Linked DNA regions of Homo sapiens: region 2 is linked to region 1. Evidence: chromatin contacts called from ENCODE Hi-C data. All regions are on one chromosome and are shown on one strand. The core of a region is the stretch at or near the end of the contact, and the rest is flanking DNA. Distances in the headings are between cores, read along the strand shown.

The links. A loop is a pair of places that touch in the nucleus more often than their neighbours do. Pooled maps may share reads with other maps.
Region 2: a loop to region 1 is called in a map of CD8-positive, alpha-beta T cell, with 8 times the contacts of the local background. The contact joins the promoter of FAM174A-DT here to the promoter of SLF1 in region 1. A Hi-C loop is called at or near these places in 2 of 168 maps with a recorded cell type or tissue (CD8-positive, alpha-beta T cell and naive thymus-derived CD4-positive, alpha-beta T cell) and 8 of 50 pooled maps.

What each region holds. Positions count from the first base shown.
Region 1 is chr5:94,615,932-94,621,234 of GRCh38, forward strand. SLF1 (SMC5/6 complex localization factor 1) reads left to right here and starts at 2,738. Exons shown (of 21, transcript NM_032290.4): 1 at 2,738-2,834. KIAA0825 reads right to left here and starts at 2,673. Exons shown (of 21, transcript NM_001145678.3): 1 at 2,569-2,673. RefSeq lists enhancers at 1,687-2,551, 2,290-2,469, 2,780-2,959, 3,350-3,459.
Region 2 is chr5:100,531,658-100,537,293 of GRCh38, forward strand. FAM174A-DT (FAM174A divergent transcript) reads right to left here and starts at 3,586. Exons shown (of 5, transcript NR_172939.1): 1 at 3,504-3,586; 2 at 2,423-2,495. It overlaps FAM174A (family with sequence similarity 174 member A), which reads left to right and starts at 3,717. Exons shown (of 3, transcript NM_198507.3): 1 at 3,717-4,307. The coding sequence starts at 3,874. RefSeq lists an enhancer at 3,676-3,975.

The sequences.
Region 1 (5,303 bases), core at 1,488-3,987:
AACATAGTAAAAAGAGCCAAAATTTAGAGGATCTGGATTCAAATCCTCTTGCCTTAGCCTCCCAAAGTATTGGGGTTACAGTCATGAGTCATGGTTCCTGACTTATTTATTGAGCTTCTATTACACGCCAGGCACAGTGCTAGATGCTGGGTTTGAGATGACGAACAAAACAGACATAATCCCAAACTTCATAAGCACTGAAATTTGATAGCAAAATATCCCTGAGATCTGCCTACGGGATCTGCCTACAAGTCAATGCAATGTAATCAAATACACATTAGTATTTCAGGCTAGCTATACCTATACAGTTGTAAAACAGGATATTCTTTAGAATTAACTTCTATGTCATTTCTAGTATTGGTCATTTCAACTAAATTTTTGTAAATTCTCTGAAAATTAGGCTATTTCTGTTTCTCTATATAGAATTGGGTATTGGGATGGGCAGGTTTAATAAAGCATATTCCTGAAACTATGTGATAATCCCCATCTGTTTGAGGGTTACGTGAGTGGAACAGCACAGTTTTGCTAATAATTCCTTATAAATCATTACAAAGTTGAATTTTATGAATTTGTGCTCATTTACTCATTCTTTCTCCCTACACACACACACACACATGCACACACAAATATACATGTATACAAATGTGTGTGTGAAAAGCTGTCTAAAGAGATAGTTAGCTGATACTCTGGACTCAGTCACCAATATGCTTGCTGATGGTCTCCAGATCTTCTGCATTTGCCCCAAGTGTTATGCTAATGTACAGTATAGGCATTTGTTTGAATTAGGATAATAAAACTGGCCAAGGATAAAGGCACTAAAGAAACTGCATTATTTAGATGTCAAAATTACCTTATGGTGATGAACACATCCCTTAAGTCCCTTTTATCCTCAAGTTTTGCTATCCACTTGATTTCTAAATGTGACATACTATCTATCCATTTTTACCTGGAGTGAAAATAATGATACTGTTATGTTTACTTATAAAGGTATAGAGCACAGTAAAAAGAGCCAAAATTTAGAGTCAGGTAGACTGGATTCAAATTTTAATTGTGCCATTTAATTGTATAATTTATGGAAAATCACAACCTCTTTGGGTCTCAGTATAAAATGTTTTGCAAAATAGAAATAATACAATTTTTGTGATTTTCTTTTTTTATTAAACATTAAATAAAATAATAAATGTAAAGTGCCTGGCAGACAGTATCTACTTGGGGTAAGTATTAATGATTGGCTACATTCAAGAGCAATTCAAAGAGAGAAATCACTGCCTCTAAAAACTAGTTGCTGTACAGATATAATACATAATATCCCTGAAGTAATTTATAATACTTTCAACTGGAGAAATAAAGAAAAAATACAAGATTCAACAAAATGTCAAGATTGGGATTAATGGGGCGATTATAAGTTTGTTGAATTATTAACCAACAAGGCCAGAAAATCAATGTGCTGTCCTAAATATGGTTTGTTGCATTACTCTCAAAAGGTTAAGAAGACACTGGCCTGGTGTTAACAGGGGCCTTGAATTGAACATATTGCATTTTTCTTTATCGGTATGCTCCGATAAAGAAAATGTTTTTATGGGTATGAGGAGCATACCCATAAAAAAAATGCAATAGTACCTACAACTCTTTCGGGAACTGACTGTTTTGAAAAAATAACAGTCAGCTGCCTTTTACGGGGGTTGGTGGGGAGGTAATTATCTAAATATAAGGTGGCAAGTGAAAACTAGTTACCTAAGAAATTGCATTACTTAAGAGAAGTCGCCAAGGTTCACTACATCACATCTTTCAAATCTTAAATGAGCACCTTTCCTCACATTATCCCTTTGTCGGAAGCAATTTCTCTTTACAACTATTCTGGCTACCTCAGACCTCCATCCAAAATTCTCCTGAATCCTTCATTATCGACAAAGCCTGGAGCAGAACGCAAGCATTCCTTTCTGAAAGCACACATACTTACTGATCACTGCTTTCCAAAAATGCATCTAATGCCCAAGCATGAAATTACAAGCTTGTTCTCTTATGTCTCAGCCATGAAAACAAAGACCGTTCTTCTCATCCAATTCAAATGGCGGGAGGAACCTTCAATTAATTCTAAATCAGGAAGGAACCTCCCCATCTCACTTCCTAAATGTTTGTAAAAGATGTCTTCTTCAGCCAACCTCCTGCCTTCCAGGCACGGCACCCCAGAACTACGGAAACAGTACTCAGGAATCAAGAGTGGCCAAACGCTGCCAATGGGAGATAGGAAACTCGTTGATCATTGGTAGAGAAACTCGGCACAACGCCGAGTCACGGTACACGGTGTCTTCGGCCTCGCCCAGGGACACTTGGTGACCCGAGGTCGAGTTCCAAGTCGGAGACAGATTTTGCGAGTGGATAAGACGGTAAGCCGGGATCCCAGGGCCTTCTCCAGCTGCACTGGGTGTCAAGCGCCACGGGGTTTGATGGGGACTCCTTCTGGTTCCACCCTCGCCCACTCACTTCTCGGGCTGGCCATAATGCTGCACAGAGCCCCGGCCAGCCATTAATATCAGGCGCAGGAGAAAACCCAGTAAAATCACTTACCAGTCTTCCACCTCCGGTGCTGATCTAGCAAGAGCCTGACCCGCTGGCCAGACTCAAGCTCTGCACCAGGTATTACCACCCTGGCGACGGCTCCGGAGCGTCACTGACAACCACCCGGAAATGGTACTATCGCTTCCGGGGCTGCCTAGCGCGCGGCGGGAAATTGTTTCCCAGAGCCCGGATTCGTGAAGCAGTTGAGTGCTGCAGCGGCAGTCGTCGCCCCTGCCGCCGCTGCCACCGAAGGAAGCATCCCAGACACCGGGAAGGTAAAGGGGCTCAGCTAGGAAGACACAGTGTATTCTGTCTCTGTGGGGATGTTTCTTCGCCGGGCGGTACCTCCGAAGTTTCTGCCTCCCGGCTGTGAGGCTAGGAAGGAAGCGGCTGGGGTGAGCGGCAGCGGTGTCTGGCTCTCGCGCTTTCTCCAGCTGCAGTTCGTTCCAGCTCTCCCGACTTCGCGCTCGGCGCCGGAGTTGGTGGGCTGCAGCTGCAGACCCCGCGACGCTTCGCCCGTGCCGCTGCGGGGACTGCCACCGAGCGCCCCTCTGCAGTACTGGGCTGAGCCACTTCCCCCGCTTCTGCTTGCGCAGCTCTGCCGCTCGGCCCGCCGCCTGGAAGGCGCTAGGCCCCCCGCGTCTCTCGTTTCCATAGAACCCATGGGGACGCCTCATCCTGATACCAGAATTTTGGCTGCTTTCCATAACTTAGCGTCTGCGAAGGTGGCTGGGATACCCCAGGCCCACTTTCCTGTGACGAAGAAAATTGTGTCATTCTTTCCTCTCTAGTAGAATTTTTTTTTTTTAAACTGCTAAAACGGCAGTGATCCTATCTCTGACTGCTATAGGCCTTTAAACACAAACATACACACATACACTTTTCGCTGAAGGGAGGGTCTGTGTTCCTGGGGTTTATATTTCAGCTGCCTGAAGGCTGGAAACAAGACTGAGTGGCTATTTTAAGATTTCTTCCACTTCCAAAGCCTCAGATTAAATATTGACAAAAAAAAAATTGGTCCGTCTCGGGTACTTCATATCATTATTTGACTCAGGAGTTAGATGGAGCTTGATTTTGGAGGCGCCAGCCTCTTTTTTGACGAATGACTTTATTAAAAAATTTTGTTGTTGTTGTTGAAATATTGGGAATGAACATTTGAACTGAATTTACAATGTATGTGTGACAGACAATGCACCTTGTGGACTTTTTGGTTTATGTTATTCCGTTGTGCCTCAATTCTTGGAAATACCTGTGGATGTGCAAGATGTTCTCATTATTGGAAAGTTTGATTACGTATATTGCAGGTGTTCAATACCTAAGTTGCTAGTATGAGGTGAATTTATATTAAAGAGTATATTTCTTTATTTTCTTTTCTTACCTTTCCTTCCTTCCTTTGCTTTCTTTCTTTCTTTGACAGAGCCTTGCTCTGTTGCCCAGGCTGGAGTGCAGTGCCTATCGGCTCACTGCAACCTCCGGCTCCCAGGTTCAAGCAATTCTCCTATCTCAGCCTCCCGAGTAGCTGGGATTACAGGTGCGCGACACCACGCCCGACTAATGTTTTGTATTTTTAATAGAGACAGGGTTTCACCATGCTGTCCAGGCTGGTCTCGAACTCCTGATCTCAAGTGTTCCGCTCGCCTCGGCCTCCCAAAGTGCTGGGATTACAGGCGTGAGCCACCGGGTAACTCTTGAGTATTCTTAATTTAAAGGAACTAGGATGTTCAAATACTTGAATGTTTAAGTCAATTTTATTGTAAAGACAGCGAACCTTCAGTACTGCAAATAAACCCCTATTCTGTTTTCTAAATCCAGATTTTATTATGCGTTATTAAGTAAAATTGAATTATATAACCTAACATTTTCTTGCTTCCCTAAAGCATAAAGCGTGGATCACGTGAAAGTCATTGAAAAGATGATCAAATGTGGTTACTTTTCATAATCAAAATTCAGAACTGAAGATTTCGTAATAAGCATCCACATTTTCCACTGATGTTCAAAAACATTGCGTTTTGGGAAACCAATAGTATAGCTTTTATTTATTAGTACTTTCCTTATTATATGTATCTTGATTATATTACCCTAAAGTAGGGTTTTCACCATTTAAATAAAACTTTTTTAGAAAGTAAAATAAAAAATTCTGTGTTGGCTTTGAATAATAAACCCTAAACAAAACGAATTCTCTCAAGAATGTAACTAAAATGAGACATCATCTGTTACTCTTGTAGTTGACTCTTTGAATATACTAATAGAAAATATATCTGTATAATGTACTATGTACTGTTTTTCACCTTATAAGGGCATGTTACTGCTTAAAAGTAAAATAACCCTGGAACTTTTAAGTTCACTTAATTCATACTTTCTATCAAAATTACTTTGAAATTTAAAATACACTGTCTGGTTATTTTTGAGGAGGAAGAAAGACTTTCTCATATGAATCACTCTAATGATTGATACCAAATCACTTTTGAGAGGAAAATAATGAAAACTTTGTTTCTCATTAGACAAAAAGAGCACTCTTTAGATTGTTTCTAGAAATGCTTTGAAATTTTAGGCACTGTTATTTTACTGAAAATAATTTATAATTATGTTTAAATTTTTTCAGTGATATTGCTGTTCTAAATGTCTTCCCACCCTTGTACTGTTCTTTCACTTAATGTATCTTTCTTTTGTGTTAGCTGAAAGTAGATTGCTTTATGAAATTATAATGTGGTTAAAAGTATTAGACTAAGTTCTGCAATTTAATT
Region 2 (5,636 bases), core at 2,336-4,835, 5.9 Mb after region 1:
TTACTTCTGATTATTTGATCAATTTTAGAGTAAGTGTCATGTGGCAATGAGAAGAATGTTATGCTCTGTTGTTTTGGGATGGAGAACTCTGTAGATATCTATCAGGTCCACTTGATTCAGAGCTGAGTTCAGGTCCTTAATATCTTTGTTAATTTTACGTCTTGATGATCTGTCTAATATTGTCAATGGGGTGTTAAATTCTCCCACTACTATTGTGTGGGATTCTAAGTCTCTATGTAGGTCTCTAAGAACTTGCTTTGTGAATCTAGCTCCTCCTGTATTGGGTGCTTATATATTTAGCATAGTTAGCTCTTCCTGTTAAACTCTTCACCATCATGTAATGCCCACCTTTGTCTTTTTTGATATACTCTTTTTTAGCACTGTGCTAAATTCTGAGTATTGAGTAGTGAATAAATGAGATTGACCCTTGCTTCATAGAACTTAGGTTCAAGTGGTAAAAATAATCACACTAATTTTGGAATCTTAAGTGTGTGTTATAAATGAAACATACAAGATCTATACTACAAATTTTGTAAACTGCTGTTTTAGGTAGAGTGGACAGGATAGTTTGTCTCTTAGCTGCTTTCAGGGAGCAGGGTAAGGCAGTTGCTTCTGGCTGGCAGAACTGCAAGGATTAGGCATCTTAATGTTGAGTTTCAGTGTAAAGAAGCCCATTTGTGGTACACCCTAGTGTCAGCTTCCAAATGGCATTTATCAGTAATAAAATGCCCTTTTGATTTCCCATCTTCCTTACTCAGAACTTCATTCCACATTATAAATGGAATAGAGTTAGTATTTAATGCCTCTCCCAAAAAATAGAATAGAGTTAGTATTTAATGCCTCCTCCCAAAAAAGTCCAACATTCAACTTGTCAAAAAAAAAAAAAGGAATGACAAAAAAGAAAATGTGCATTATCTTTCCTTCCTTCCAAAATCTGATTTTGTCATGTTCTTCATCTTGATTAATGGCATTATCATTCTCCCAGATGTGCAGGCATAAAACCTTGGTATCATTTGTTACCCCAAATTCCCATCTGCAGCAGTCCTTGGCAATAACTGGGACATGCAAAGAGCTAAATGATTCTGAAATCTTAGAATCAAACTATTGTTTCCAAATGATTAGGAAAGCTATGTTCTAATGTTTCTCAAAATGCAGCTCTCAATTACCCAAAACAGAATAAGAAAGGGAATTTGTTAAAATTGGAGATTCTAGATCACTATTTTAGAAATTCTGGACAGAATTTTTGGAAGTGGAGACATGGACTATATATGCATTTTTAACAAGCTCTCAGAGTGATTTTCATGTACACTGAAATTTAAGAATCTCTTTCCTTTCCCTTACTACCTGCATCCAGATATTGTCATATCCTGTCCATTTCCCTAACTTTTTTCCCATTAATCCAATCCTACAGGCCTCTATAGCCCTAGGACTATATACTAACCTGCTTGGTGCCCAGCACTTTCTACCTTCACTTAAAATGGCTATATTACTGCCAGGATAAACTTTTTAAGTACAGATCTCTCCTGATATAGCAACCAACTAACTAAACAACAACAACAAAAACAAAATCAGATTTTTCAGAGATACTCAATTCTCAACAAAAGTGATCTTAAGCAGGCAACATACCTGGAAGTTACTGTGCTCTTTTTAGAATACCATATTGTTTGTAAAACATCATTATATAATGACATCTTGAAATCTGTCATGGGAATGAACAAAAATTTTCCTAGGAGAAGATACTGTGTTTTGTTTGTGCAATAGAAAGTTACAATTTTGAGCACAAATATCTATGTGAAATACAATCTTTCAAACTAAGTAAAATTAGTTGTTTATGAATTTTTCTCTTAATTTTAATATACTTGTTCATTTACTTGTTATCAATTGGCTTGCAAACAAGTTGTACCAAGCACAGGATATAAAAAAAAAATACATAAATAAGGGGAAAAAATCTCAGAATGAGAAATTTGTATCAGGTTACTGCCACATTATTATATTCTCCTAATTAATACCATGATTTGATTCTAGCTTCTTAATCAACTATTGCTAGAATAATGTGGCATAATCAATAACCATAGAAATATCAGTGGCATACAGCAAATAAGCATTTATTTTTCACTTCTTTGGTCAAGCTGGGGTTGACTAACTTAAGCTAACCTTGGCTGCATTTGGTGCCAGGCTATAGGTTTAGTCATAGTTTACGCCAGATATCCCACAGTCTACTAGGATCAGAGGACTAGCTGGGTCATATTCTTTTCAAGGTTAGGGCCAGAACTTTCTGTGCAGAGAGGGCAGGCAAGTGAAAGGGGGAAAGGAATAATGAGAGAGGTAGGTGTGTGTATGCATGTGTGTGTGTTTCTGGCTCTCTCTCTGTATATATCTACCTGTATCTGTCTCTCTTTTAGCAATGAAAACAATAACTTACTCAAAAGACCCACGTATACCCTTGACAGGCATCTCATTGGTGAGAGGTACATCATGCGGCCACTTCTAGTTATCTGCACAAATTGAAGTTCCATATTACTGAAGTCAAACAGGCAAGGAAGACATTATTGAAGACTACTGCTGTTGGGAAAGGGGATAAAACTCTTCTAATCTCAACTCCTCTAAAAGAAAAAAAGGAGTGGAGAGTTATTAAGAGCTATTTTGGGAAGATCACCGGCCACCTGAGTTTGCTGATTGACTTTACCCAAAGGAAAAGTAAATTTTCTCCTCCATGACAGGAGGTGGTTTTACAACTTGAAGCGAGAAGCCTACAACAGTTAGGTTCCTTTCCTCTCACACAAAATAAGAGATGGCCCACTACCTTCCTTGCTGATTATATTTCAAAGGCATGATGGCTTTCCATACCCTTGAGATAGTTTTCAATTATATAACTGGCCAGAAGCTTTAAAAAATATTTACATCTGAAAAGGGAAGAGAAATAACTTACAATGGTAAAGTTTTCTAAAGTAATTTTTTTTAATATACTTTAAGTTCTAGGGTATATGTGCACAACGTGCAGGTTTGTTACATATGTATACATGTGCCATGTTGCTGTGCTGCACCCATTAACTCGTCATTTACATTAGGTATATCCCCTAATGCTATCCCTCCCCCCTACCCCACGACAGGCCCCGGTGTGTGATGTTCCCCATCCCGTGTCCAAGTGTTCTCATTGTTCAATTCCCACCTATGAGTGAGAACATGCAGTGTTTGGTTTTCTGTCCTTCTAATAGTTTGCTCAGAATGATGGTTTCCAGCTTCATCCATGTGCCTACAAAGGACATGAACTCATTACAAGCAAATGCTCTTTAGAAAGGGAGGTCAGGGACCCATAGGCAGGAAAAAAAGCCTGCTTAAAGCTTGTAATGAAGCTAAGGAAAACTAAGCCCTTCTGGCTTACAGATTAAATGTGTTATTGCAGTTTGACACCAATGAATTCAGATTATGAGTTTCCAATCTCTCAGGGTTCCTGCATGAGAGAGTTGCTGTACATTTTACACAATCTCTTTTTGTCTACTTACTTTCTTAATACGCATCCTTGACCGCTCCTCACTAACAGTGAAAAGAACAATGCTTCCAAAACGGTCACGTCCTCGCTTTTTACACAAGTGCGCGTGCGCACTGGGCGCTAGGCCTCTGACGTCACCAAGTGCATCCGCCCCTACAAGTTAGCAACCGAAGGCGTCCTTAGCAGCAGTGGCCGCTGAGATGTACGAACTTCCGGTTCTCCGGGCAGCTGCCACTGCTGTAGCTTCTGCCACCTGCCACGACCGGGCCTCTCCCTGGCGTTTGGTCACCTCTGCTTCATTCTCCACCGCGCCTATGGTCCCTCTTGGAGCCAGCGTGGCGGGCCTGGCGGCTCCCGGGTGGTGAGAGAGCGGTCCGGGAACGATGAAGGCCTCGCAGTGCTGCTGCTGTCTCAGCCACCTCTTGGCTTCCGTCCTCCTCCTGCTGTTGCTGCCTGAACTAAGCGGGCCCCTGGCAGTCCTGCTGCAGGCAGCCGAGGCCGCGCCAGGTCTTGGGCCTCCTGACCCTAGACCACGGACATTACCGCCGCTGCCACCGGGCCCTACCCCTGCCCAGCAGCCGGGCCGTGGTCTGGCTGAAGCTGCGGGGCCGCGGGGCTCCGAGGGAGGCAATGGCAGCAACCCTGTGGCCGGGCTTGAGACGGACGATCACGGAGGGAAGGCCGGGGAAGGCTCGGTGGGTGGCGGCCTTGCTGTGAGCCCCAACCCTGGCGACAAGCCCATGACCCAGCGGGCCCTGACCGTGTTGATGGTGGTGAGCGGCGCGGTGCTGGTGTACTTCGTGGTCAGGACGGTCAGGTGAGGCAAAGCCTCGGTGGGGCACCCCCGTGGGCCTGAGATACGCAGGCCGGTGATCTCCAGCAAGGCTGACTTCTGTGACCCTTTCCCCCTTCCCCAGCATCAGGGACTCCTGCTTAAGAATATGATATTGACTTTCTTAAAGGCCTGTTACCTTTGGAGCAATTTAAACCTATAACTAATTGCTGCCTTTTGTTTATAAATGAGTGCCCTACCTCCAAATCTCTTCATCTGACCTACAACCCACGTCAGCCTCAAAGGGCACCCTTTCTCTGAAGTGAGGATAATCTTTATTCCCTAGAATTTTGACTACTCTGTCTTGTAATACTTCTACCTTTCTAGTCTAAATTTTTGTATACCTAACTGGTCAAAATTTTGCCAATCAGAATGCAAACTCTTTAAAGACAGGATATCTATTTAGTAGGTTTGTGAGTCTTACAAATTATTTGTACAATGCTGCCACTTAATAGGAAATCAATATATATTTGAGTGGATTAATAGTAATATAGAGGTGCCTTATGGATATTTTATTTTTATAAAATTCAGGAGAAGAAAAGTTCTTCCTTACTATCAGTGTTTCCTAGTATTGCCCTTTAATCTGCCACCTAAGTGGCAGAGAATCACCTTCCTGAAGAGTTGACATACAGAGCCAAGACCTCACCATTAGGAGAAGCCAGCAAAGAGATAAGGTGAGGGAAAGCTGTCTAGCAGTTTATTTCATTATAAAATAAGTGTAGAGGGTAGGTTTGCAGCTTATGTTTGTTTATTGTTTTCAAAATTCACGTTTTTCCCATAAATACCCTCTGTATTGTAATTTAACATATTTCTTTAAACTGATTATTTAAAGCAAAAGTTTCCTTTTAAACAAGTCGTTATTATCATGAATGGAAAACCAACATCACTTGGCTAGTTAAAAAATAGTGTAAGCCAGTGGTTCTTGACATGTGGGCCAGGGAACCACACAGGTGGGAGTTTCACTTAGACCTCTTCAGGGCATCTACAGTATTAAAACTATTTTCAAAATAATACATTCTGTTACAGGCTTATAGGGTACAAGTAGTTCATTGATATTGTTTCAGATTCCACATTGCAACTAATCTTTAAGAAACTGCTTGTCAAGTTTTGGTGTAGTAGTATCATAAAGGAATAACCACTCATATATAAAAAGGCTATTAAAATGTTTCTTTCCATTCCAAGTTTATATCTGTGCGAAGATGGAATTACTTTGTATGCTTCAACCAAACAACACATTGCAAAGGATTTAATGCAGAAGTAAATATAAAAATCTATCCATTTCCTATTTTTTGTTTCTATTTTTTATCTACTCCT